Linked DNA regions of Homo sapiens: region 2 is linked to region 1. The links are chromatin loops, found by intact Hi-C in ENCODE. Cell type or tissue: Caco-2. All regions are shown on one strand. Each heading gives the region's core, and the rest is flanking DNA. Links, peaks and the distances in the headings are about the cores only. Region 1 overlaps C2CD5 (C2 calcium dependent domain containing 5). Region 2 overlaps ST8SIA1 (ST8 alpha-N-acetyl-neuraminide alpha-2,8-sialyltransferase 1).

What was found. Peaks named below come from ENCODE experiments on the same cell type or tissue, not always from the same donor. Only the 100,000 strongest peaks of a DNase experiment are listed, where the experiment ranks them.
Region 2: it touches region 1 in a loop (4-fold over the local background); 5 of 110 quality-filtered maps call a loop at or near these places.

What each region holds. Positions count from the first base shown.
Region 1 is chr12:22,436,609-22,449,685 of GRCh38, forward strand. It overlaps C2CD5 (C2 calcium dependent domain containing 5), which reads right to left. Exons shown (of 27, transcript NM_001286176.2): 27 at 11,975-13,077. Among named protein-coding and RNA genes, the nearest start is that of C2CD5, 100 kb to the right of the region's middle. RefSeq lists enhancers at 55-662, 663-1,270. In Caco-2, for the core only: a CTCF peak has its summit at 6,979; a DNase peak (open chromatin) is centred at 6,973.
Region 2 is chr12:22,185,644-22,198,720 of GRCh38, forward strand. It overlaps ST8SIA1 (ST8 alpha-N-acetyl-neuraminide alpha-2,8-sialyltransferase 1), which reads right to left. Exons shown (of 5, transcript NM_003034.4): 5 at 7,748-13,077. It also overlaps the pseudogene RNU1-149P. Among named protein-coding and RNA genes, the nearest start is that of ST8SIA1, 140 kb to the right of the region's middle. RefSeq lists an enhancer at 2,916-3,085. In Caco-2, for the core only: no CTCF peak of the experiment used is centred there; a DNase peak (open chromatin) is centred at 5,538.

The DNA of each region.
Region 1 (13,077 bases), core at 5,791-8,290:
CTAGATTGCAGCTCCGGAGAGAGCAACATACAGATGCTTGCACTGTGAATTTTAGCTCCAGATTGGCTGTAAGAACAAACCAGCAATCCTGAGAGGAGCCACAGACCCTCTGAAGGAAGCGAACGGCTCCTGCGGGACCTGGGAGACACCCTAAATACTGTGAGTGCCCCAACTGTGGAAGTTGGAAAGGGAGACCCTCCTCTTCTGAACACACACCCCCACTGGAGAAGCTGAAGGTCTGTTTGTGGGAGAAGTTTCCAACTTTACCTGGAGCTGAGTCAAGTTAGAGAGCCGAGCCAAACAAAATACAGGGGTAGAGAAAGCAGCAGAAAGGCCCTGGGGGCTCAGTGGGTCCCCAAGCTGCCCATTCCTGCCTGGCACCGCAGGGATCCATCAGGAGGGTGGCCAGAAGAGCAGAGGGTAAAACTCCACAGGGAGAAGGAATTCCCTGGCTGAACTTTGTAACAATTTGAACGAGGTGAGAAACCTCCTAGTCAGAACTTGGGGGAGGGTACAAATCTGGCTTGCAGACTTCACAGGCAGGGGAAGAACTAAAGCTCTTTTCTTTCGCGGCTAGGAGACAGAAAGCCTCGGGCAAGTTTTCAAGCCTGTCTCGCCCTGCACCTGGAAACAGACTCGGACTGTTGTGGTAGGCACGGTGGGAGTGAGACTGGCCCTTTGGTTTGTGTGAGAGCTGGGTGAGGTCTGTGACTGCCGGCTTTCTCCCACTTCCCTGACAACCTGCATGACTCAACAGAAGCAGCCATAATCCTCCTAGGTACACAACTCCAGTGATCTGGGAATCTCACCCCATGCCCCACAGCAGCCACAGCAAGACCCGTCCAAGGAGAGTCTGAGCCCAGACACACCTAGCCCCACCCCCACCTGCTGGTCCTTCCCTACCCACCCTGGTAGTGGAAGACAAAGGGCATATAATTTTGGGAGTTCTTGGGCCCCACCCATCACTGGCCCCTCTCCACACTACTACAGTTGATGCTTTCTGGAAAGTGCCACCTCCTGGCAGGAGGCCAACCAGCACAAAAATAGAGCATTAAACCACCAAAGCTAAGGGCCCCCACAAAGTACATTGCACCCTCTGCCACCTCCACTGGAACAGGCACTGGTATCCATGGCTGAGAAACTCATAGATGGTTCGCATCACAGGACTCTGTGCAGACAACCCCTAGTACCAGCCCAGAGCTGGGTAGACTCTCTGAATGCCTAGACCCAGAAGAGAGACAACGATCACTGCAGTTCAGCTCACAGGGAGCCACAACCACAGGAAAAGTGGGAGAGTACTACACCAACAGAACACTCCATGGGACAAAAAAATCCAAACAACATCTTTCAGCCCTAGACTCTGACAGAACCTACTCAAATGAGAAGGAGCCAGAAAACCAACCCTGGTAATATGACAAAACAAGGCTCATCAATACCCCCTCAAAAATCACACTAGTTCACCAGCAATAGATCCAAACCAAGACGAAATCTCTTATTTATCTTGAAAAGAATTCAGGAGGTTAGTTATTGAGCTAATCAGGGAGGGGCCAGAGAAAGGCAAAGGCCAATGCAACGAAATCCAAAAAATGATACAAGAAGAGAAGGGAGAAATATCCAAGGAAATAGATAACTTAAACAAAAAATCAAAAATTCAGGAAACTTTGGATACACTTCAGGAATGCAAAATGCTCTGGAAAGTCTCAGCAATAGAACTGAACAAGTGGAAGAAAAAAATTCAGAGCTCGAAGACAAGGTCTTCAAATTAACCCACTTCTACAAAGACAAAGAAAAAAGAATTAGAAAATATGAACAAAGCCTCCAAGAAATCTGGGATTGTGTTAAATGACAAAACCTAAGAATAATCGGTGTTCCTGAGGAAGAAGACAATTCTAGAAGCTTGGAAAACAATATTTGGGGGAATAATCAAGGAAAACTTCCCCAGCCTTGCTAGAGACCTAGACATGCAAATACAAGAAGCACAAAGAACACCTGGGAAATTCACCGCAAAAAGATCTTCACCCAGGCACATTGTCCTCAGGTTATACAAAGTTAAGATGAAGGAAAGAATCTTAAGAGCTGTGAGACAGAAGCACCAGGTAACCTATGAAGGAAAACCCATCAGATTAACAGCAGATTTCTCAGCAGAAACCCTACAAGCTAGAAGGAATTGAGGCCCTATCTTCAGCCTACTCAAACGAAACAATTATCAGCCAAAAACTTTGTATCCAGTGAAACTAAGCATGATATGAAGGAAAGATACAGTCATTTTCAGATAAACAAATGCTGAGAGAATTTGCCATTACCAAGCAACCACTGTAAGAATTGCTAAAAGGAGCTCTAAATCCTGAAACAAATCCTAGAAACACATCAAAACAGGACCTCTTTAAAGCATAAGTCACACAGGACCTATAAAACAAAAATATAAGTTAAAAAAGCAAAAACAAAAAACAAAACAAAGTACATAGGCAACAAAGAGCATGATCAGTGCAATGGTACCTAACATTTCAATATTAACGTTGAATGTAAATGCCTAAGTGCCCCACTTAAAAAATAGAGAGCCACAGAATGGATAAGAGCTCACCAACCATCTGCTGCCTTCAAAAAACTCACCTAACAGATAAGGACTCACATAAACTTAAAATAAAGGGGTGGAAAAAGGCATTTCATGCAAATGGACACCAAAAGTGAGCAGTGGTAGCTATTCTTATATCAGATAAAACAAACTTTAAAGCAACAGCGGTTAAAAGAGACACAGAGAAACATTATATATTGATAAAAGGCCTTGTCCAACAGGAAAATATCACAATCCTAAACATATATGCATCGAACACCTGAGATCCCAAATTTATGAAACAATTACTAACAGACCTAAGAAATGAGATAGATAGCAATAAAATAATAGTGGGGGACTTCAATACTTCACTGGCAGCATTAGACAGGTCATCAAGTCAGAAAGTCAACAAAGAAACAATGGATTTAAACTATACCATGGAACAAATGGATTTAACAGAAATATACAGAACATTTCATCCAACAACCTCAGAACACACATTCTATTCAACAGCACATGGAACTTTCTCCAAGACAGACCCTATGATAGGCCATAAAATGAGCCTCAATAAATTTAAAAAAATTGAAATTATATCAAGCACTCTCTTAGACCACAGTGGAATAAAACTGGAAATCAACTCCAAAAGGAACCTTCAAAACCACGCAAATACATGGGAATTAAATAACCTGCTCCTGAATGAGCATTGGGTCAAAAACAAAATCAAGATTGAAATTAAAAAATTATTCAAACTGAATGACAAGAATGACACAACCTATCAAAAACCTCTGGGATACAGTTAAGGCAATGATAAGAGGTTCATAGCCCTAAACAACTATATCAAAAAGTCTGAAAGGGCACAAACAGACAATCTAAGGTCACACCTCAAGGGACTAGAGAAACAAGAACAAAACCAAACCCAAACCCAGCAGAATAAAGGAAATAACCAAGATCAGAGCAGAACCAAGTGAAACTGAAACAAACAAAAAAATACAAACAATAAATGAAGCAAAAAGCTGGTTCTTTGAAAAGATAAATAAAATTGATAGACCATTAGTAAGATTAACCAAGAAAAGGAGAGAAAATTCAAATAACCTCACTAAGAAATGAAGCAGGAGATATTACAACTGACACCACTGAAATACAAAAGATCATTCAGGGCTACTATGAACAACTTTACGCACATAAACTAGAAAACCTAGACGAGATGGATAAATTCCCAGAAAAATACAACTCTCCTAGCTTAAATCAGGAAGAATTAGATACCCTGAGCAGACCAATAACAAGCAGTGAGACTGAAACAGTGATTTTAAAATTACCAACAAAAAAATGTTCAGGACCAGATGGATTCACAGAAGAATTCTACCAGACATTCAAAGAAGAATTGGTACCAATCCTTTTGACACTATTCCACAAGATAAAGAAGGAACCCTCCCTAATTCATTCTATGAAGCCAGCATCACCCTAATACCAAAACCAGGAAAGGACACAACCACGAAAGAAAACTACAGACAGATATCCTTGATGAAGTTAGATGCTAAAATCCTTAATAAAATACTAGCTAACCAAATCCAACAACATATCAAAAAGATAATCCACCATGATCAACTGGGTTTCATACCAGAGATGCAGGGACGGTTTAACATACACAAGTCAACAAATACGATACACCACCTAAACAGAAGTAAAAACAAAAATCACATGATCGTCTCAGTAGATACAGAAAAAGCATTAGACAAAATCCAGCATGCTTTATGATTAAAATTCTCAGCAAAATCAACATACAAGGGACATACCTTAATGTAATAAAATCCATCTATGACAAACCCACAGCCAACATAATACTGAATGGGGAAAAATTGAAAGCACTCCCTCTGAGAACAGGAATGAGACAAGGATGCCCACTCTCACCACTCCTCTTCAACATAGTATTGGAAGTCCTAGCCAGAGAAATCAGACAAGAGAAAGAAATAAAGGGCATCCAAATCAGTAAAGAGGAAAGTCAAACTGTCCCCATTTGCTGATGATATGATCGTTTACCTTGAAAACCCCAGGAACTCTTCCAGAAAGCTCCTAGAACTGATAAAAGCATTCAACAAAATTCCCAGATACAAGATTAATGCACGCAAATCAATAGCTCTTCTACACAGCAACAGCAACCAAGCGGAGAATCAAATCAAGAACTCAACCCCCTTTACAGTAGCCGCAAATAAAATAAAATACTTAGGAATATACTTAACAAAGGAGTCGAAAGACCTCTACAAGAAAAACTACAAAATATTGCTGAAAGAAATCACAGACAATACAAACAAATGGAAACGCATCCCATGCTCATGGATGGGTAGAATCAATATTGTAAAAATGACCATTCTGCCAAAGTAATCCACAAATTAAACACAATCCCCATCAAAATACCACCATCATTCTTCACAGAGTTAGAAAAAATAATTCTAAAATTCATATGGAACCAAAAAAGAGCCTGCATAGCCAAAGCAAGACTAAGCAAAAAGAACAAGTCTGGAGGCATCACACTACCTGATTTCAAACTATACTATAAGACCATAGTCACTAAAAGAGTGTGGTGCTGGTAAAAAATATAGGCACATAGACCAATGGAACTGAGTAGAGAACCAGAAATAAACCCAAATACTTCCAGCCAACTGATCTTCGACAAAGCAAACAAAACCATAAAGTGGGGAAAGGACACTCTTTTCAGCAAATGGTGCTGGGATAATTGGCTAGCCACATGTAGGAGAATTAAACTGCATCCTCATCTCTCACCTCATACAAAAATCAACTTAAGATGGATTAAGGACTTAAACCTAAGACCTGAAACTAAAAATTCTAGAAGACAACATTGGAAAAACCCTTCTAGACGTTGGCTTAGGCAAGGATTTCATGACCAAAAACCCAAAAGCAAATGCAATAAAAACAAAGATAAATAGCTAGGACCTAATTAAAGAGCTTTTCCATGGCAAAAGGAACAGTCAGCAGAGTAAACAGACAATCCACAGAGTGGGAGAAAGTCTTCACAATCTATACATCTGACAAAGGACTAACATCCAGAATCTACAACAAACTCAAACAAATCAGTAAGAAAAAATATACAAATGGCCAACAAACATATGAAAAAATGCTCAACTTCACTCATGATCAGGGAATTGCAAATCAAAACCACAATGCGATATCACCTTACTCCCAGGGAAATGGCCATAATCAAAAATCAAAAAACAGTAGATGTTGGCATGGATGTGGTGATCAGGGAACACTTCTACACTGCTGGTGGGACTGTAAACTAGTACAGCCACTATGGAAAACAGTGTGGAGATTCCTTAATGAACTAAATGTAGAACTACCATTTGATCCAGCAATCTTACTACTGGGTATCTACCCAGAGGAAAAGAAGTCATTATTTGAAAAAGATACTTGCACACGCATGTTTATAGCAGCACAATTCACAATTGCAAAATCGTAGAACCAACCCAAATGCCCATCAATCTAGTGGATAAACTGTGATATATATATATATATCCATAATATATATATATATCCATAATATATATATATATATGATGGAATACTACTCAGCCATAAAGAGGAATGAATTAACAGCACTTGCAGTGACCTGGATGAGATTGGACACTATTATTCTAAGTGAAGTAACTCAGGATTGGAAACCCAAACATCATATGTTCTCACTGATATGTGGGAGCTAAGCTATGAGACACAAAGGCATAAGAATGATACAATGGACTTTGGAGACTTGGGGGGAAGAGTGGAAGGAGGGGGAGGGATAAAAGACTACAGATATGGTGCAGTGTATACTGCTCAGGTGATAGGTGCACCAAAATCTCACAAATCACCACTAAAGAACTTACTCATGTAACCAAACACCACATGCACCCCAATAACTTATGGAAAAATAAAATAATAAAAATAAAAATAAATAAACATGAAAAAATAATACATTTTGCCATATAAAGATCCTTTTAAAAGTTGAATTATGCTCTAAAAGATTAACTGTAATGAGAGGTATCAGCAAGTCCTCTATTACCAGAAAATCATCCTGACATTGCTAAACTCCCTTTAGAAGGATATGTACGAATACTTTGGAATTTCCTGGCATGATTCCCTTTGGGGAATAAGGGAAAGGTCCGTGGGAAGCACTTGAGGATATCGCTATGAAGTGACAGACCCCAGAACCAGTTATGATAAGGAGCCCCTGGGGCTTCCTGGTCCACTGGGAGTCAGCTGTGAATGAGAACTAGAGGGTTGAGCACTGGGAACTGAACCTGAGCAGACTTTCTTGGCTGAATTAGGCATGGCCTAAAGACCCCTGGAAGCCTGTGCAGGAGTCTTGGTTAGTACCGCATCATCACCTGGGGAGAGGAGCTACTTCCCTGTTCTGTGTGGAACTCATTCCAACAGCGCCACCGTGTGATTATAAGAAGCAGACACAACAGTGAACCGAGAAGATTCCTGCACTGTAGCCGCTTGGATGTGGAAGCCGTTAACCCTTTGGGGACTTCATTGAGCCCTGGAGTTGTTGGACGATTCCAGAAGTAGAGAAGCGCTTACAGGCAGGAGAGTCTGGACTTCCGCTAATTATTCATATGGGTATACACAAAATTGTTAGGAAAAATAAGAGAGATGACAGTGCGTGTATCTTGAATTTGTGAAGCATTTTCTATTAGATGTTATTATCACAAATAGCACAGCTGTACGGTAATTTTATACTTTATGTATCTCTATAGTTGAACTTGTATAGGAATTTGTATTCGTTTTCTGTTGCTACCGCAACCTTAGTGGTTTCAACAACACAAACTTATTACCTTACAGTTCAGTAGGTCAGAACTGACATGGGTCTCACCAGGCTAAAATCAAGTCATTGGCGGGACTGTTCCTTTCTGGAAACCCTAGGGGAGAACACACTTCCTTGTTCATTTGAATTTCTGGCATAATTCAGTTTCTTGTATTGTGGAACTGAGATGGTTTCTGGCTGTTGTCGGCTGAGAGTTATTCCCAGAGTCTAGAGGTCACACACATTTTTATTTTTTATTTTTTATCTTATTTTATTTTAATTTTGAGACTGAGTCTCCCTCTATCGCCCAGGCTGGAGTGCAGTGGCACAATCTCGGTTCACTGCAACTTCTGCCTCAGCCATTCTCATGCCTCAGCCTCCCAAATAGCTGGGATTACAGGCGCCTACCACCATGCCCGGCTAATTTTTGTATTTTTAGTGGAGACGGGGTTTCACCATGCTGGCCAGGCTGGTCTCGAACTTCTGACCTCAAGTTGATCCGCCCGCCTCGGCCTCCCGAAGTGCTGGGATTACAGACGTTAGCCACCGCGCCCAGCCCACATTTCTTCCCCTGCCTCAAAGTCAGCAGTGTTGAGTCAAGTCCTACTCACATAGAGTCTCTCTGACCTCTTATATCCTCTGTTTCCATTTTAAAGGATTCATGTGGTTAGATTCTAGGACCCTCCCAGATAAACCAGGATAATTTATCCATCTCAAGCCTTGACCTTGATCACATTTGCAAAGTTTTTAACATGTCAGGTAATATATTCACAGGGGATTAAGTTGGGGACATCTTTGAAGGCCCATTATTCTGCTTACCATAGACATTTTGAGGTTTGTTAATATTTAAAAATATAGTCTTTAAAAAAAACTCCAATGAACAAATATTTAAAAGGATTTTTATAGACAACAACAGTCTTACTTTCAAAAAGCAGAGGAACCATTTTTATGTTTTTATTTTTTATATGTAAAAATATAGTCTTTGTTGGAGAGTACGTGGAGAAAAGGGAACCTTGCACGCTGTTGATAAGAATATAAATTAGTACAGCCATTATGGAAAAGAGTCTGGAGGCTTCCCAAAAAATTGAAAATAGTACTACCATACGATCCAGCAATCCCACTACTCTGCATGTTTCCAAGGGATATGAAATCAGTATGTCAAAGAGGTATCTGCACTCTCATGTTCATTACAGCGTTTTTCACAATAGCCAAGTTATGAAATCAACCTAAGTGTCCACAAACAGATAAGTGGATAGAGAAAATATGGTATCTATACACAATGGGATGCTCTTCAGTCTTTAAAAAGAAGGAAATTCTGCCATTTTCAACAACATGAATGAACCTGGAAGACACAATGTTAAGTAAAATAAGCCAGGCAAGAATGACAAATACCACATGATCTTACATAGTATATGTGAAATCTAAAAAAGTTGAACTCATAGAAGTAGATAGTAAAATGGTGGTTGCCAGAGGTGAGGCCTTAGGAGATGTTGGTCAAAGGATACAAAACTTCAATTAAATAGGAGGAATAAGTTCAAGGAGTCTATTGTACAACATGGTGACTACAGTTAATAATGTATTGTGTTCTTGAAAATTGCTAAGAGAAGTAGATTCTCAGTGGTCCCACCACAAAAGAAAAAAGTGAGGTAATGCATATGCTAATTAGCTCAATCTAGTCATTCCACAATGTATATATAATTTAAAACAACTGTTGTACAAGATTAATATCTGCAATCTTTGGCTATTAAAAAAAGTCAAAAAATTATATATAATTATATATCTACTTTATATAAATTCAGATATCAATATAGGTATATTAATATATAATTTATATATAAATATATCTAATTATATAGAAATATGTTATATATATTAAATGTTATATATATTAAATATATATTATATATTATATATATAATATATATAATATATATTAATAATTAATCTATTAACTATTTATATTATATATAAATAATATATTGATTTATATTATAAATATATTTATATTTAATTATATATATATATGTAGAGAGAGAGAGAGATTGAGAGTCTTTATAGTGCCTTGACTTTTCTATTAGAAAGAAGCCAAGCTTCCTAGGATACTATTTATCCAACCATTCCTAACATTTTCTTCAGCGTGGTTCCTTATTCAGCCTGGGGTCAAATAAGTGGTTTCAATAAACCTCCTGAAGTAGTATGCAAAAGTTCATGTATATGCTTATTTTGGGGGACAAAAAGGTCCAAAGCTTAGATCGGATTACCAAAAGTACTCTGAAAATGACCCTCCTCTGAGGGAAAAAGAAAAAAAAGGTTTGTAAATAAATGTGTTGCTTCCACACAACACACATTTTTATGCTTCCACGTCTTTATGCACTGGTGCCATGAGATTAGGTGGCGTATTGGGAAGAGGATAGGTTTTGATCTCCCAGACTTCCGATTCAAGCTAAACCGGCTAAGTAGTAACAACATTTATGGAAATAAGAAATAGTAAATTTTTACTGATGGAGACATACTAACAAAAGAGCAATTCAAGATGTATGAAAATTGATGAAGCTTAAGGACAGCCCCCCCACACCAAAAAAAAAATCAAAGAGAGAATAGAGGTCAATTTAACTAAGAAGCTAAAAAAAAGGAAAGATGGTCACACTGTCCATAACAAAAAGTATAGATATTGTGAAAAGTTACTGTAAAGATAGACAACAAAATAGGGGGGAAATTGTCACACACAGCAGATTAAATATTAACAAGAAAAAGTCAACCCCATAGGACAGAAATTTTCATTTTCACAAAAAAAGTGCAAACTCAAATGCAAAATAGCTCTATTATTCCTACTGGCCAAAAATGTTGTCCATGCATAGACGCATCTCAAAAAGCATTATGCCAAATGAAAGTTGCTGAGCACAAGATCCCACTGACATGGAAGGGGGAGTAGACTGACTGCAGAGGGACACCAGGGAACTTTATTGGTGATGGAAACGTTCCATATCTTGGCTACATGATGGAATATATTTGCCAACCTCAAACTATACACTTAAAATAGATGAATTTTGTTGAATTTAAATTATATCTAACAGATTTTTCAAAATATGTAAGGACACACACTAGGTTATTAACATGGATTGGAAGGGATGTGATAGGGAAGAAGAGCAAACCAGGCAAAAGGGTAAAAAAGAAAACTACTCTAAACATTGTTTATATAATCCCATTTATGCACTTATGAAAAAGCTGTATGCATTAAAAAAAAACTCACCAAATAATACTGCAAGACTGCAATCCAATACTTATATCTTTGGCATGTTCAAATTCAAGGGCAGAACAGGTGATAAAAGCCAGATGACAATGCATCATGGGAGAGAAGGAGGTGGAGGAAGTGCGACAGTGAGTTCGTTTAAATTGAGTCGTTGCCCCTAGAAGCAGTGATGAAAGATGAAGGGCATGTTAAGCCTGCTGTAAATGCTGTAAACTGGCCTATTTCCAAGAGTAAGTCCCAGCATGTCCATTCCAGATGCTCATGTTTCAGGGGTAATGTACGCATAGTGAAAGAGCAGCAGCTCTTGGGGTGTAGGTTAACATTAGCCTTTCTGGAAGGAACCAATCTTGGTCCAGATGATTGTGCTTCAAAGGTAGCCCACAGGAGCAAACAGTCCCATGTGAGTAAATAGGCAGCAAGTTTGGGTGGTTAAGGAAACTCCAGCTTTGACAGAAATCAGTCTGGGTCTCACCATGAGTATACAATTGTTCATACTAAAATAGAGATAATCCCACCTGGCTTGTTTTATGAATTATTAGCAATATCGTTATGTACACAGGACATGGCACAAAACAGCCAATTAGCAATGGCTGTTATTATTCCTTTGCCTAGAAAGACTCTGGAGCACACTATGCAATCACGTAACAGCTGCTGGATGGACAAACGGCTGGACGAATGGATGCATGGATGAATAAACTGGGAATACCCAATTCCAGTGAACTACTTTTCCTGACTGAGCTAAAACATTGTCTCCTTTGGGAAGTACCTCTATTCCAAGCTACACTCACATTTTCTCACTTACTAGTGTAGGTTTTAGAGCCAAATTGCCTGTGCTTGAATCTTGACTCCACTATTTACTGTGTCTTTGGGGCAAATCACATAAACTCTCAATTCAGCTTCCTCAACTATAAACTGGTGCTTAACAATAAGGTTTCCATAAGGATTAAAAGACTTAATACAAAAACATCTTTATTAGACTGGCTGCCCATAGTAAGCATTCAATAAATATTAGCAATTATTAAAATACTACATTACCACATCTTACAAATTATTTACCTATGCAGACACTGACTGTAAGCTCTATGAGGGAGAACTTTTGTGTGTTTCGTTCACTGCCTAAAACTGTGCCCTGCCATCTAGCAGGCATTCAATAAACAGTTGTTGAATGAATACCTACCTACCCTGAAACAATGAAAGAGCCAAAATTACAAACACACACCCCTTCCAAAATTAAGGCCAAGGCCTTACATTTAATAGGTGCTCAATAGATGTTTGTTGACTGAAGAAATGAATGGAGATGATCAGATAGAAAGTGATTCAGAAAACTGACAGTAGTATATGATGGAGGTAAAAAAGAGATTTAGGAATATTCCAGTTTATTTTTATACACTTTTTATTTAAAAAATAAAATTATAAACAAAATACAGAAAAATATTGACACCTGTGATAACAAGGAAATGACTCTTAAGGGCAGTTTGTTGTCCTGGGGGAAAAAATCATAAGTGTTATAAAGAAATATTATTGTGCAAAGGAGGAATGTAATATTTAAGGTTCATTTACAACGGGCATTTGGCGTCGACAGAAAAAGTCTTTCTATGTATACATTCAACATTTTGCAGCATATTTACATTCAAGTTACATTTCCAAATTCTATGCCAAATACAGTCTAACTCACCATCAACAATCCCTCAGATATTACTAAAATCCTGTTTATTTGGTAGGAGTGCAATATTATCTTATTAGGAAATAATTTTATGTTCCTACTAAGTCAACTGCATTTTTACTACTTTAACAAAATTCACTGACATTTTTATCCCAGTTGAAGTCAAGCCTCTTTTAGACAAAGTCAATACTAACTCAAATGTTGCCAGTTATAAAATTATATAATAATCTTTTCCTCCCTCCTTAGAGACAGTATTACAACTTTCAATGAAAGGACACCAGCTATGATAAATTATTTTCTTTTACAAGAGTTAGGATGTATTACAGATACAAGTTCCAGAATTTTAACTTGTTTTCAAAAGATGGCTGAAGCACTTTTCCCTTTCAGTTGTTACCGAATTCCTCAGCAAAATACAACACATTCAGAAATCTACATAGCAGTTTTCTGAAAACTTTTCTCCATTGTCCCCACACATTTCTCAAATCAGAGTGCTTACTCACTAGCAACTGGAGAATCTCTTGCTTAGTTTTTCTAAATTATACTAGAGTAGCTATCCTAATTTCCTGACAATCTTCCCATTTCATTTTTTAAATTATGATTTTATTAAAATCAACATAAATTACAAAGGTTCCATCTTTGCTACGGTTCTTTTAAAAATTTATCTTAACTTACTGAAGGGTCAAGACCCCACAGGGCCTGTCTAGAACAGGCAAACAAAATGTCAAGATTAGAAAATTCTCATGCCTCCAAAAGACTCCAGGCAAATCAAATCTACTCAATTCTTCCTTATTTATCTCAAGTTCAATTTTAAGTCT
Region 2 (13,077 bases), core at 4,547-7,046, 250 kb before region 1:
TGAGATAGTAACAAGATCAGTGGTTGCCAGAGAGTAGGTGGGAGGGAGGAAAGAATAGACAGAACACAAAAATCGTATAGGGCAGTGAACCTACTCTTTATGATACAGAGTAACATATGATAAAGGGTAATGACAATGGTGGAAACATGTCCTTATACATTTGTCCAAACCCAAAGAATTTTACAACACTAAGAGTGAACCATAATGTAAACTATGGATGTTGGGTGATAACTTAGTCAATGTAGGCTCACTACTTGTAACAAATGTACAACTCTGGTGGGAGATGTTGATAATGGGGGAAGGTCTGCATGTGTGGGGACAGAGAGTATTTGGGAAATCTCTGTACTTTCTCCTCAATTTTTTTGTGAACCTAAAACGGCTCTAAAAAATAGGGTATCACCTCCCCCCGCCCACCCACACACACAAAGGAATTACATGGTTTTGCACATTCTAGTGATACCTGGAACTGCGGACGCTATTGTTAAATCTTTATCAAAGTGCTGAAACCTAAATGAAAAAAAGCACCCTAAAATACAGGGCCTCAATCTGTATAGTTCAGTACTACAAAAAAATTATTAATAAACTAGGAATAATAATAGTAAAGCAATTTCCTCTAATGATTTATAAATTTTCTTTTATTAAATTATCTATGCACACATTTTTCATCTGCAAAACTAAACGTTTTCTTTTTAAAATATGAATCTGGCTACTGTACTTCAGAAGTCACTTGTGCCTCTGTGATTTGAAATTGACTCATCTGTAATGTAGAAGGTTTTGATCAGATCATCTCTGAAATAACCCTTGGTTTTGTTCAAAAGCAAATGGCGGTGTTTCTTTTCCTTTGAATCTCTATGAATTTGCAAAGAATCATAGGTTTTATGTTTCTGGTGTTTTGTCCTTACTTCAAATCTAATTGAATACATCAGCAGCATTAGTTGGCTCATTGAGCATTTCAGAACTCTTTCCCTTCTACCCAAAGAAAAGAGAAAGAGACAAAATGACATTATTGGTGGCTACAGTGAGTTCATCTGAAAAAGACCATGCTTTAACTATTTTGTATTTACTTCAATAAAGCAGGGGCTCTAGTCTGCTGGGGGGAAAAATCCTTAAAAGAAGTTAGAGGGTGAAAGGAAAAGCAAACATCACCTGTAATTCAATGGTGATAATTCTAGCAAAATCTTCAGAAACATGGTAAACTGGAAAACAATGGGATGATACATTTAAAAAGCTGAAAGAAAATCTGTCAAGCTAGAATTCTATAGCCAATAAAAATATACTTCAAAAATGAAAGTGAACTATAGACATTTTCAGGTAAATAAAAGCTGAGAGAGGCCAGGTGTGGGAGCTCATGCCTGTAATCCATGCAATATGGGAGGCTAAGGTGGGAGGATCACTTGCACCCAGGAGTTTGAGACCAGCCTAGACAACATAGGGAAACCCTGTCTCAAAAAAAAAAAAAAAAAAAAAAAAAAAAAAAAAAAAAAGGAAAAGAATGAAAGCAGAGAGAACTTGTTACTAGCACTACAAGAAAAGCTAAAGGAAATTCTTAGGCTGTTGAGAAATGGTATCATTTCTACAGAAAGGATTAAAAGCAATAGATCTGTACATAAAGGGGTATATAAACAAAAGTGTATTTTCATATTCTAATTTCTTTGAAAGGCATCTATGTTTTTAAAACAAAAAACAACAATGTTGTATTATGGAATTAATCAAATATACAGTAGTAATACACATGGCAATAGGAAAAAGGATCGGGAGACAGAGTAATGTGTCATACTAATATAACCTTCTTATTTGTGAAGTAGTATAATATTAATTCAAGTTATACTGTGATTGAAGATGCATATTATAATCCCTAGAGCAACAGATAAAAGTATAGTAAAAAAATGATTAATCTAAAAAAGGCAAGAAAGCAGCATGAAAGGCAAAAAGAACAGAGAAAACCAATAAAAAACAAAGTTCTGCACCATACAACAATATTTCTATCAATGATGAACTGCATATATGACATTGGTCCCATAAAATTGTAAATTTAGTACAGCCTAAGTGTACATTGTTTGTAAAGTCTACAGCAGTGGACAGTAATGTCCTAGGCCTTCACATTCACTTATTGATGCACCCAGAGCAACTTCTGGTCCTGTAAGTTTCACATGGTAAATGCCCTATATAGATATACCATTTTTTAACCTTTTATACCATATATTTACTGTATCTTTTCTATGTGTAGATACACAAATACTTACCATTATCTTCCCATTGCCTACAGTATTTAATACAGTATCATTCTGCGTAGGTTTGTAGCCAAGGAGCAATCGGCTATACCATTATAGCACAGGTGTGTAGTCAGCTATAGCATCTAGGTTTGCATAAGTACACGCTATGATGCTTGCACAATGATGAAATCACATAACTCATTTCTCAGAATGTATCCCACCGTTAAGTGACACATGACTATAATAAGATGATAGACTTAAACCCATCGATATCAACAACTGCATTAAATATAATAGTGATAAATGCCTCAGTTAAAGGGCAAAGATTGTTGAAATAGATAAAAAAGCAAAATGAGACCTAAGTATGTTGTTTACGAGAGGCACATTGCAAAGATATAATAACTACAATAAGCTGAAAGTAAAAGGATAGAAAAAGATATACCAGGTAAATATCAACCGTAAAAAATTTTGTAAGTTTTCATTAATGTCGATGTAGATTTCAAAACAGGGTATTACAAAAAAAGAAAAAAGAAAAATTTATGTAATTATTTTGATACTTATTCATATTGTAATACTTATATTGTTATAAAAGTTAAGAATAAAAGGGTCACTTCATAAAGAAAATATCACAGTCTTCAATGTGTATTTCAAGCAATCAGGTGTTGGTCAATTAGGACAATAAGCCAACTGAAAGCAACAATCAAGCCTTTATTTACTTACTATGACACTGCAAGGAGGAGGCACCAGTTTCCTAGGGTGTAGTTTTTCCCCATGGAACGCTACTGGCCGAGAGTTAACTGAATGCAGTGTCGATGGGAGAATTGTCTCAATGCCAAGGAATCCTAAACAAAAGGCTCTTTCTCTCTTTATGGACCTATGGGCCAGGGGGAAGAAGAGAGGGCAGGTCTTCTAGCAGTGGAGAGATACTGAGTCAAAGTGGAAAAGTGTCTCCACAAAGGCCCCTGATAAAAAGGCCTCTACATGAAGGTGCTGGGTTAGGAATGCCAATATGCATATGAACATGGCTCTCCTAAGAGTCCTAAGTCCTTGACTGCAACTCATTCTAGAAAACTGATAATTGGCTATGCACCAAGGTGTGAGGAGGTGATATGGTTTGGATGTTTGTCACCTCCAGATCTCATGTTGAAATGTAACTCCCAATTTTGGAGGTGGGGCCTGGTGGGTGGTGATTGTTTGATGGGGGCAAAACTCACATGAATTATTTAGCACTGTCCCCTTGGTAATAAGTGAGTTCTCACTCCAAGTTCACACCACATCTGGTTGTTTAAAAGTGTGTGGTACCTCCCACCCTGCTCCCACTCTTGCCATGTGATGGGCTTGCTCCTGCTTTGTGCTTTGCCTTTCAACATGATTATAAGCTTCCTGAGGCCTTCACCAGAAGCCAAGCAGATGTTGGTGCCCTGCTTGTACAGTTTGCAGAACGACGAGCCAATTAAACTTCTTTTCTTAATAAATGACCCAGCCTCAGATATTTCTTTATAGCGATTCAAGAACAAAATAATACAGGAGAGCAGCTTCTCTCCATTAGGCCTGCCAGACAAAGCCTTATGATTGCCTGTGGTCAGACAGGAAGAATTACAGATAGGACTTTGGTCTGGAAGTCAGACTCCTCAATGAATGAAACTTATAATAAATTTCAAAGTAAATTCAATAAAGCTAAAATGTATGGAACTAAAAGGAGAAATTGGCACATCATACTTAGAGACTTTAATATACATTTTTTCTATAGTTGATAGAATAGATAAAATATATCAGTAAGAGTGTACAGTTGACCCTTGAACAACAAAAGTTTGAACAGCACAGATCCACTTATATGAGGATTTTCTTCCATCTTTGCAACCTGGAAACAGCAAGATTAATCCTTCCTTTTCCTTGTCCTCCTCATTCTACCCAACATTAAGGTGATGAGGAGGAAGACCTTTATGACAATCCACTTAATGAATAGTAAATATGTTTTCTCTTTTTTATAATTTTCTTAATAACATTTCCTATTCTCTAGCTTACTTTATTGTAAGAATACAGCATATTATTTATATATATATCATGCAAAATATTTGTTAATCAACTGTTTATGTTGTTGGTAAGGTCTCTGGTCAACAGTAGGCTATCAGTAGTTAAATTTTGGGGGAATCAAAAGATACATGCAGATTTTCAAATGCATTGGGGTCGGCACCCCTAACCTTTACATTGTTCAAGGATCATCTCTACTTGACCTAATAAATGCTTTCAGTACACTATTGCCAACAACTGCAGAATGGATGTTCCTTTAAAGTACTCATGGAACCTGCGCCATAAAATAATTCTTAATAAATTTTAGAAAATAAAATCACACATAGTATATTCTCTGGTCGTGCCAGAATTAAATGACAAAGAGATAACAAAAAGATACTAGGAAATCTTCCATATATTTGGAAATTTAAAATATACTAAGTGACAGGTGATTTAAAGAAAAATCACAAGATAATTAGATAATATTCTGATTTAAAAACTGACAAAAGCACAATGCATCACAACTTGTGGAGCAACTTCTACTTCCATCCCTTGGTTCCCAGATCCAGATATTCTTAATACAGCCCAAACATATAATGGGAGAAACTAGTCACTGTGCAAAACATATACCACATCCTATAAGATGGTACCCCATACTCCCAACATTGTCTCTCAGATGGTCCTCAAAATGAGTCTTTATTAGGCCATGCCAACTTTGTGTAAGGCAGACACTTCTAGATCAGTGTTCCTCAAACTTTTTCTAATTATCCCCTAAATAAACGTTTAAGATATTTTTTCCTAACCACTATAGTATCTAATTTTCTTTTTTACCTCTGTCATTCAAAAGATACCCGGATGGCTAGATAGTAGAAAGGAGAGTTTTATTAGCAATAATTGGTTTTCAAGCCAGGAAAAGAATGTCTCCAGCATAGACCAAAGGTGCTCTGTTTTTGTAGAGGGGAAAGACAGGTTGGGTTATATGCCTGGCAAGGTTTGTACAGTCATAAATATTCAGCAGGTTTGAAGGGAAAGCTATACATATCTATGAGGGGAGCAGAGTGCATGCCCAATGGGCAAACATCCACATAACATACAGCCATGTTCACTTTTGGGCTGAGTTTTAGCATTAAAATGAGGTGGAATTTGGCTCTTTACATCAGAAGTTGAAGTATAGGATGCAAAGAGTTTGTGTGTAGCCTTTATAAGCTGCTGAAACTGGCCTAAGGTCTTCAGTAGTTTATCAGAAGAGAATGTTGATAAGGCTGATCCCCTGTCCAATCAGAGTTGCAGTGGTCTGGGTTGTAAATCAGAGTTAGGACAACTTGCCTGAAAGCTCTTATTGTTAAGGAGGTTGGTGAGAGTGTGGTTTTTCTTGTAGGAATTTAGAAACGTGTCATGCCAGCCAGACCCTGAATCCTCCACCCATAGGTTAACTTTGTTTCCTTAATCTTTAGGCCTGTCCTGATTGATAAAAAGGCATCTAACTTGGTCTAACTTGGTCTCTCAGATCACACTCCCTAAAACCAATTTTTTCCTCTTTAGGGGGCAGTATCTCTCCTGTTGATAATGTATGTTCTATATGGTATGGTAAAGAGTAATACTAATACAAGCTAGTTCCATGAGAATTAGTTCCTTGCTACATTTCTTTAGCCATAAAGTGTGTGTCCCTTGGTCAAAAGGATATTATATGTTGTACATGATGTCAATACGGTAAATGAGTCACTCTGTAAGTTCATAGATAGCCATGCTGGCAGAAGCATTGAGGACAGGAAAGGCAAATCTGGAATACATGTCTAGTTCAGTTAGAATAAATTGTTATGTGCTCCAGGATAGAACACATTGATAACCACTCCAGAAATTAACCTCACTACTGCAGTCATAACCTTTATAAGAGGCCCAGACTAAACAATGTGTTGAGTGGGTAACAGCTGGTCTCTTTTCTCAATTACTCCACTACTTTCTCAATGGACTTCTATACAAAGTGGTTTTGGTAACAGGCATGGAGGTTATGCATGGAATTAATATCAAAGACTAATGATAATCTGGCTTCCACCACTGCCAAGTGCCCAACCAACAATAGCAAAGGCTAATGTTAAACCCTTGGTAGAAAAGCATTCTCTTTGTAGAGATCAGTAATCTGCCTGGTAGGAAATGGATTATAGTGGTCCCACCCAATGAACACTTGTACCTTATTCCTACTGTCTCCCTTGCCTCCATATGCAAAGGTTGGAATCTCAATTGGCATCTATCTTGAGACTCACAAATTCTTGATTGCCTTTTAACCTAACATTTGATTGCACTGTTTACCATGAAAAAGTTCCCAAGTATTGAGGCTGACTTTTTAATTCTGGCCCAGAATTCATGACTATTGAGAAGGAAAGAAATAACTTTTACTCTATGTATATAAATGAAACAAAGAACTTGTTTTCATATACTTCTAAAAGCTCATAAAATGGAATAATATAAATTATAAATGAAGTCAATCCTCCTACATCTATAATTGTTCATATCATCAGGAATCTAACCGTATATCCAAAATAATAAGTTTTCAAGTAAAAATATAGTCTATGATTTATAATTATCCTCCTTTTAGGTTTAGGGGGAATTCTTCAGTAATTAATGCCTTTGAAGTCTTAATATCTGTTTTTGAATGCTCAAATTGAAACAAAGTAGAAGAGCAGGACTCTGTCAAATCTAGATTTGGGGACTTAATGATAGTTGGTGAAAACAAGTTAAGTCTGTTTTCCTTATATCGTCTGAGAATAGGTTAGGGTAACCCACATTTATACTAGAGTATTGCATTTGTTTCCAAGTGATTCAGCTAAACACCATGTAGATTTTCCATTAGGTAATAGAATGTCCTTTCTTAAAATAGCTGTAGCCCAAAAAGCTATGTCGTGTGAGAATGAAGTCAGAGAATTAATAAGGAGATCTGTACAGAGTACCTTGATCAATTTCTGAGGAGAAATGTATAACAAAGGATGAATCAAGGTCACTTTTCCTGATGTCACTCCCTCTGAGGAAGAGTTTGGCAGAACTGGGCCAACAGCGCCCAAGGGGAATGGGAGTTTGAAGCAATTGTCTAAATAATTCAGACTAAAAGGCACACTTGGGTTTTGAAAGTCACCCATATGTGCAGAAGGGGAATCTAAATGTATTGCATCTTGTTAGGAATGTATTAAAGTATCTCTTGGACACACATACTGATATTGACGAAAAGGAGAAGTTTTATCACTGGAAAAACTAGGCTTATCTACATTAATCATATTAAATAAATGCTCAGTTTTCTTTCTAGTTTGCCCTATAGATAGTCCTTTCATCCACATAAGAAGTACCAATAGTGTTCTTATATTCTAGCAATTATAATTCAGGATTTCTAAAATGATTTCCTCACTAAGTCTCATGACTTTTCATCTGTAAGAAAAAAATATCAGTGTAGCTGATATGGATACAAAACAAAGCAGGAATAGAAGATGAAAGAGCGTCACCCATTTAATTCTGGAAAATGAAAAGACTTCACAAGCTATAAAAAATCATTTTATTCACAGGGTACATTTACAAATTTTCTCCAAGTAAAGGAGGTAGAGAAATTGAGACTTACCGAACCTTCTCACTGCCAGCCATAATTACAATGAATACACCAAAGAAAAAGACATGTTTTTACAGCAAACCTCCTCCTATGACATTGCATTTAGATTCGGTGGAAAGAAGCAAGTCAGCAGAACCAACAGAGATAGATACTAATTTTTCTAATCACACCGTAGAAAGTACCAATTAAAGTTTTCTTTTTTACCTGCAACATTTTAGATGAAACTCTACAAAAAGAATTGAGCACACTGATTTTCTCCACACTTTTTGCCAATGTAGGTTGGCTTTAATAGAAAGAAGCAATTCCATATACTCTTCAAAGGTGATTTCAATTTTATAGTTTAATCTAAAATTTTTCCCAGAATTATTATATCCATGAACTAGTAGTCAGATTATATTATATGAGAAAAAATAATGTTTTAATTTTTCTATTTTCTTAACTCCAGCCTCAAACTTTGCTCTTGAGAAATAGTTTGCACACATGTGGAATAATATTAAAATGTGCCATAATAGAATTAAAGAGACCAAAAAGACACCTTTTTCCCCAGTGCTTTTTAGACTGACTATGCTGCACGGTAACTGGAATTTTAGTAATATTTCAGACTTGTTAAAGATTAAGCAGGCTTTTTGATGGAGCTATATTTGTTCTCTTCTCTCTAGTGTCTCTATGATGTACCCTAGTGGCCATCAGACATCCTAAATTGTGAGTCCTGTATATTAATTATAAGGGGAGTGTCTATAGTAACCTATCAACACCCAACGGTGCTCAAGACTGAATGATAAACAGTGACAGATTGATTCCTTGCTTCCGGTGTTTACTGGAGAAACAAACATTAATCCTCTTGCAGTTATCACCTATGGAGCTTCCTACTAGAAGGTTCTATGACTTCAATGAAGGATATTTACATACTATTATCAGACTTCTCCAAGGCCTATAAACTATTGTGCATTTCTATAAAATAGTCACATTTGCTACATTTATAGGACTTCTTGATAATAACGATACAACTTGGAACAGACATGATTACATCTCTAAAGTGACAGAGGTATATGAAGGAAACACATAAGGAAGTAGGGGTCAAGCCAGAAAAAGTTAAGGCACCCTCTGCCACTCCCCACTCCCACTGAATCAACCATCTCCCTCTTCTCCACAGGTAAAGGGCTTATGTGTGTTTGTGTTGTGTACACTAGAATACAGGGTAGAAAATGCATCTAAGTCAGCTTAAGTAATCATGGATACAAAAGCCTGTTACTGAAGTAATTGTGGAAGCAGGATTAGAACCTCCTGTTCTAACTCTAGCTATGCATAGCCCACTTTCCAAGGGTGAGGGTCAAAGTGACACTTGCTGCTATCACTGCCTCATCATGACAGATGTAAATAATAATCTTATTTGGGGAATATGTACCAAAGTACAGACAAAAAAGGGCTATGAAAACAGGAGTGTGGGGCTGGGCTCGGTGGCTTATGCCTGTAATCCCAGCACTTTGGGAGGCTGAGGCGGGCAGATCACCTGAGGTCAGGAGTTCGGGACCAGCCTGACCAATATGGAGAAACCCCATCTCTACTAAAAGTACAAAATTAGCCGGGTGTGGTGGCGCATGCCTGTAATCCCAGCTACTCCAGAGGCTGAGGCACGAGAATCGCTTGAACCTGGGAGGCGGAGGTTGCGGTGAGCCGAGATCACGCCATTGCACTCCAGCCTGGGCAACAAGAGCAAAAAACTCTGTCTCAACAAAAAAAAAAAAAAAAAAAAAAAAGAAAGAAAGAAAGAAAGGAAAAAGAAAACGGGAGTGTTGTTTCACTGTGATCAAACTCCCAGGAGAGCACCTCTTGGGAAGGGACAGCAAGGGGTGGAGCCTTGATACTGTCATGGTCCAAGTGGGTAAACAGGTACCACTCTGTTCTCTCCGTCAGCATCTCATGATCTGTCTGTCACACTGCTTCCTCTAGCATCTTTTCTCTCTTTTTTTTTCTGTTTGTTGTTTTGTTTTGTTTTGTTTTGTTTTTTGTAACCAGGTAAAAGCAGGAACACAGTCCCCCATTACCACAAATTATGCAGGCAACATTCCAACATTTGGGGAAATCGCAGGGGCCAGCACATCAGGTGTGCAATGGATAAGCTTCACCCAGAGAAAACTATTCATTATTAACCATAACAGCTGGATGACAAGATATTTCCTTTAAAATATTTCAAAAAGGTTCCATTCTTGAGGCTGCACTCAAGGTCAACAGCCTCTTCCTTGCTTCCTGCTGAACTCTCTTCTGAGATCACTCCCAATCATCTTTTCAAATTAAAACCAAGATTTTGTCTCTCTTTTTTTCAGTTTGGTTAAACCTTTTTTTATTACAATTTTCTGTTCGTAATGCTGTGCAGATAAAATAGACATTAACTGATTCTTACTTTTCTTTGCCTTGGATTATATCACATCTCTTAGATGTTTATTGGTGTTGTGTGAAGCATACATTTTAAAAATAAACATCAAAAGAAAGTTTAATTACATAGAAGCAGAAAGAGGCAGGATCAATATATTTGGATATTATTCTATAAAATTCTCAGACAGCTTGGCATCATTGATTATATCCCACAGCTTCAACAAGAAAAAAATTACCTGAAAGAATTTTAGCACAATATAGAGATCAATAGAAACACAGAGGAGTGACCATAAAATATAATTCCTCTTCTGTGCTTTAAAAAGTTAGAGTCATAGGCTTTGATTATCTGGCAAATGCTCGCAGGCATGTAAGTCAATTTAAAATATGGTATTTATTCCTTATGTATTAGAGACAGAAGAAATCAGAAATGTTGGCACCAGAGAAAACAAATTAGAGGGAAACAGAAACATGTATTTTCCCTTACTGAAATGGTGAGCAGGGGCTGTGTTATGTTTCAATAAGCTTTTCATTCATGCACTTGTTTCAATCTCTCACCCCTAAGATGTATGTAAAAAATTCAAAAGACAAGTCTGGGCTGAGGGTAAAGCAGATGGTATCCATTTTCTTATGATAGAAGGGAAAAAAAGCTACAGCAATTATAGATTCAAGTCTCCTTCCACTTGCAAAATAGAAATTTTCTAGTGCTCAACCTAAATATTGTGGCCTCATATTTAGGAGTTTATAAACAGACGCTCTGGGCTTCAGACTTCCTGTGAGTTAGTCTCTAGGACTTTTAAAGAAGCTATGTAGGAACTGGTAGAATATTTGATATCTCCCTAGCTTCAAGGACTCAGACTATCCATATGAATGAGGGGGAAAAGTTCCACTTTAGAATCACTGGCAGGGCTATAACTAGGTCGGGGTGATCAGACTCTGCCACAAAACACCCACATTTAGACAGCACGAGTTTAAGCAAAAACAAAACAGTTTAAGGCAGTGTAAAATTTTGAGGTCCTCAGCGAATTTCCACACTACCTCTCTAGTCACAATGCTACTAGCTCAACTCTGGAGCCAAGGCAGCTCTCCTGGGAGAGGACAGAGACTGACGGTGCTAAAAAGCCAAGGTTAAGGGTAGAGAGCACTCTGCCCTTTTACATCCTGAGAGTGTGGGGATAGGGTCATCTCCTTTCAACTTGCCTCACCCTCCTCCTAGCACATAGTGGAATGAAGTTGCTAGTTATGTTTACTGCTGACTTTATTAGAGGTTTTGACCTAGGTTGCCAGGCCTTGAAATTGTTAACCCACTTCTACCACTTCCACCCCTGACGTGTGCCCAATAAAAGTCATATAACCTGAGAGTCGACCTATACGACGGGAAGATAAAGAAAAAGCACAACATTACTCTCAGTCCTTATTCCTCCACAAGTTTGCGTCAAGTTCACATAAACGTCCTTACAGCTTTTGATCTTTGGAATTCTACAAACATAGAGAATATATTACCTGGTGCTGGTGGGAAAGTATTTACACAACACAATGAACATTTCCTAAAGTTTTCAGTGGACTGGTAACATTCCCCTCCCCCTTAGGTCCCTCCTAACAAGTATTTGTCAGTGAAAAATTTCACAAAGTCAATATTTCAACCACAGAAGTTAAAACTCTGGATGGCTGACTTTCTATTAATAATCAAAAAATGTATATAATAAAGTTATAAAACTGGAATATGTAGCTGCTGACGAAAAGAAATGTTATCAATATTGTTTCCATTTTGGATCATCTATAACACTCTTGTAAAGCCTTTGACTAATCCAAGGGTATTTTTGGCAAATTTAAAATCCCAGGATTTTTTCAGTTATTTTCCATTTTAAGCCATGTTGTCCAGATTGCTTCAGGTACAAGTTATATATAGCCTAAACAATTTTTTTTAGCCAAGAGAAAGACATGAGACATCACAAAGCCAAACACAGTATTGTCTGAACATGTGCCATTTGAGATCATTTACTTCCTACCCTTGTGAAGACAGATAAAAGTGAACTATACAGAAGCAAAATCCAGTGAGCACTTCCTTAACTTCTTGTATGAGAATTATGCAGTTTAGATGTGCAATTTTGTATAAACTTTTGGCAAAATCCTCTATACAAAGCATATGTGTCTGTGAGTCATTGTCCATATAAAAATCTTTCATATAAACATTACTTTTCTTAATTATGGAATGACTTAATCCTTCACCTACCTTCATGATCTTTGGAATCAATGCAGTTCTCAAATCGAGGCTAATAAAAACTAAAATTCTATCAGGGTACTAGTTTTTAGTCTCTTCACCCTTCCTTTTGCCCCTATGGATCAGCCTAATTTTTATGACTACACAACAATTTTTTTAATTAGTCTGATGGTACAAAGTGATGCCCCCTCTTGGCAGGTGCATCACCAAAAGTGATTAAAGATTTTCTTATTGAATGTCTTCTAAGCTGAATTTTAAGAGTCAGTTATATCAAAATGTAACTGATCAAATCTGGAAAAGTACCAGGCCTAATTCTGAAGGTCTTAATTTCAGATAAACAAAGAAAGATAATGGGAGCTTAGAATTGAAGATCTTAATAATAGAGTATTCCAGAGCACTCTACAGGATGATTCTAGCGAGGTCCTTACTTAGGAACACATAGCACAGTTAAGGATAGAGATGCCTAACTTCATGCTACACACACACACACACACACACACACACACACACACACACACACACTCCTATCTAACCAATTATGTCCAAAAGGCATATGTATGGTGTATCTAGTGAGTTGTAATCTACCATAAGAAAATATTTTCATTAAATTGTAGTCATATTTTGAATGCTGTGAGCATGTATATCTATCTTTAAGTGAAGACAAGGTGGAACAA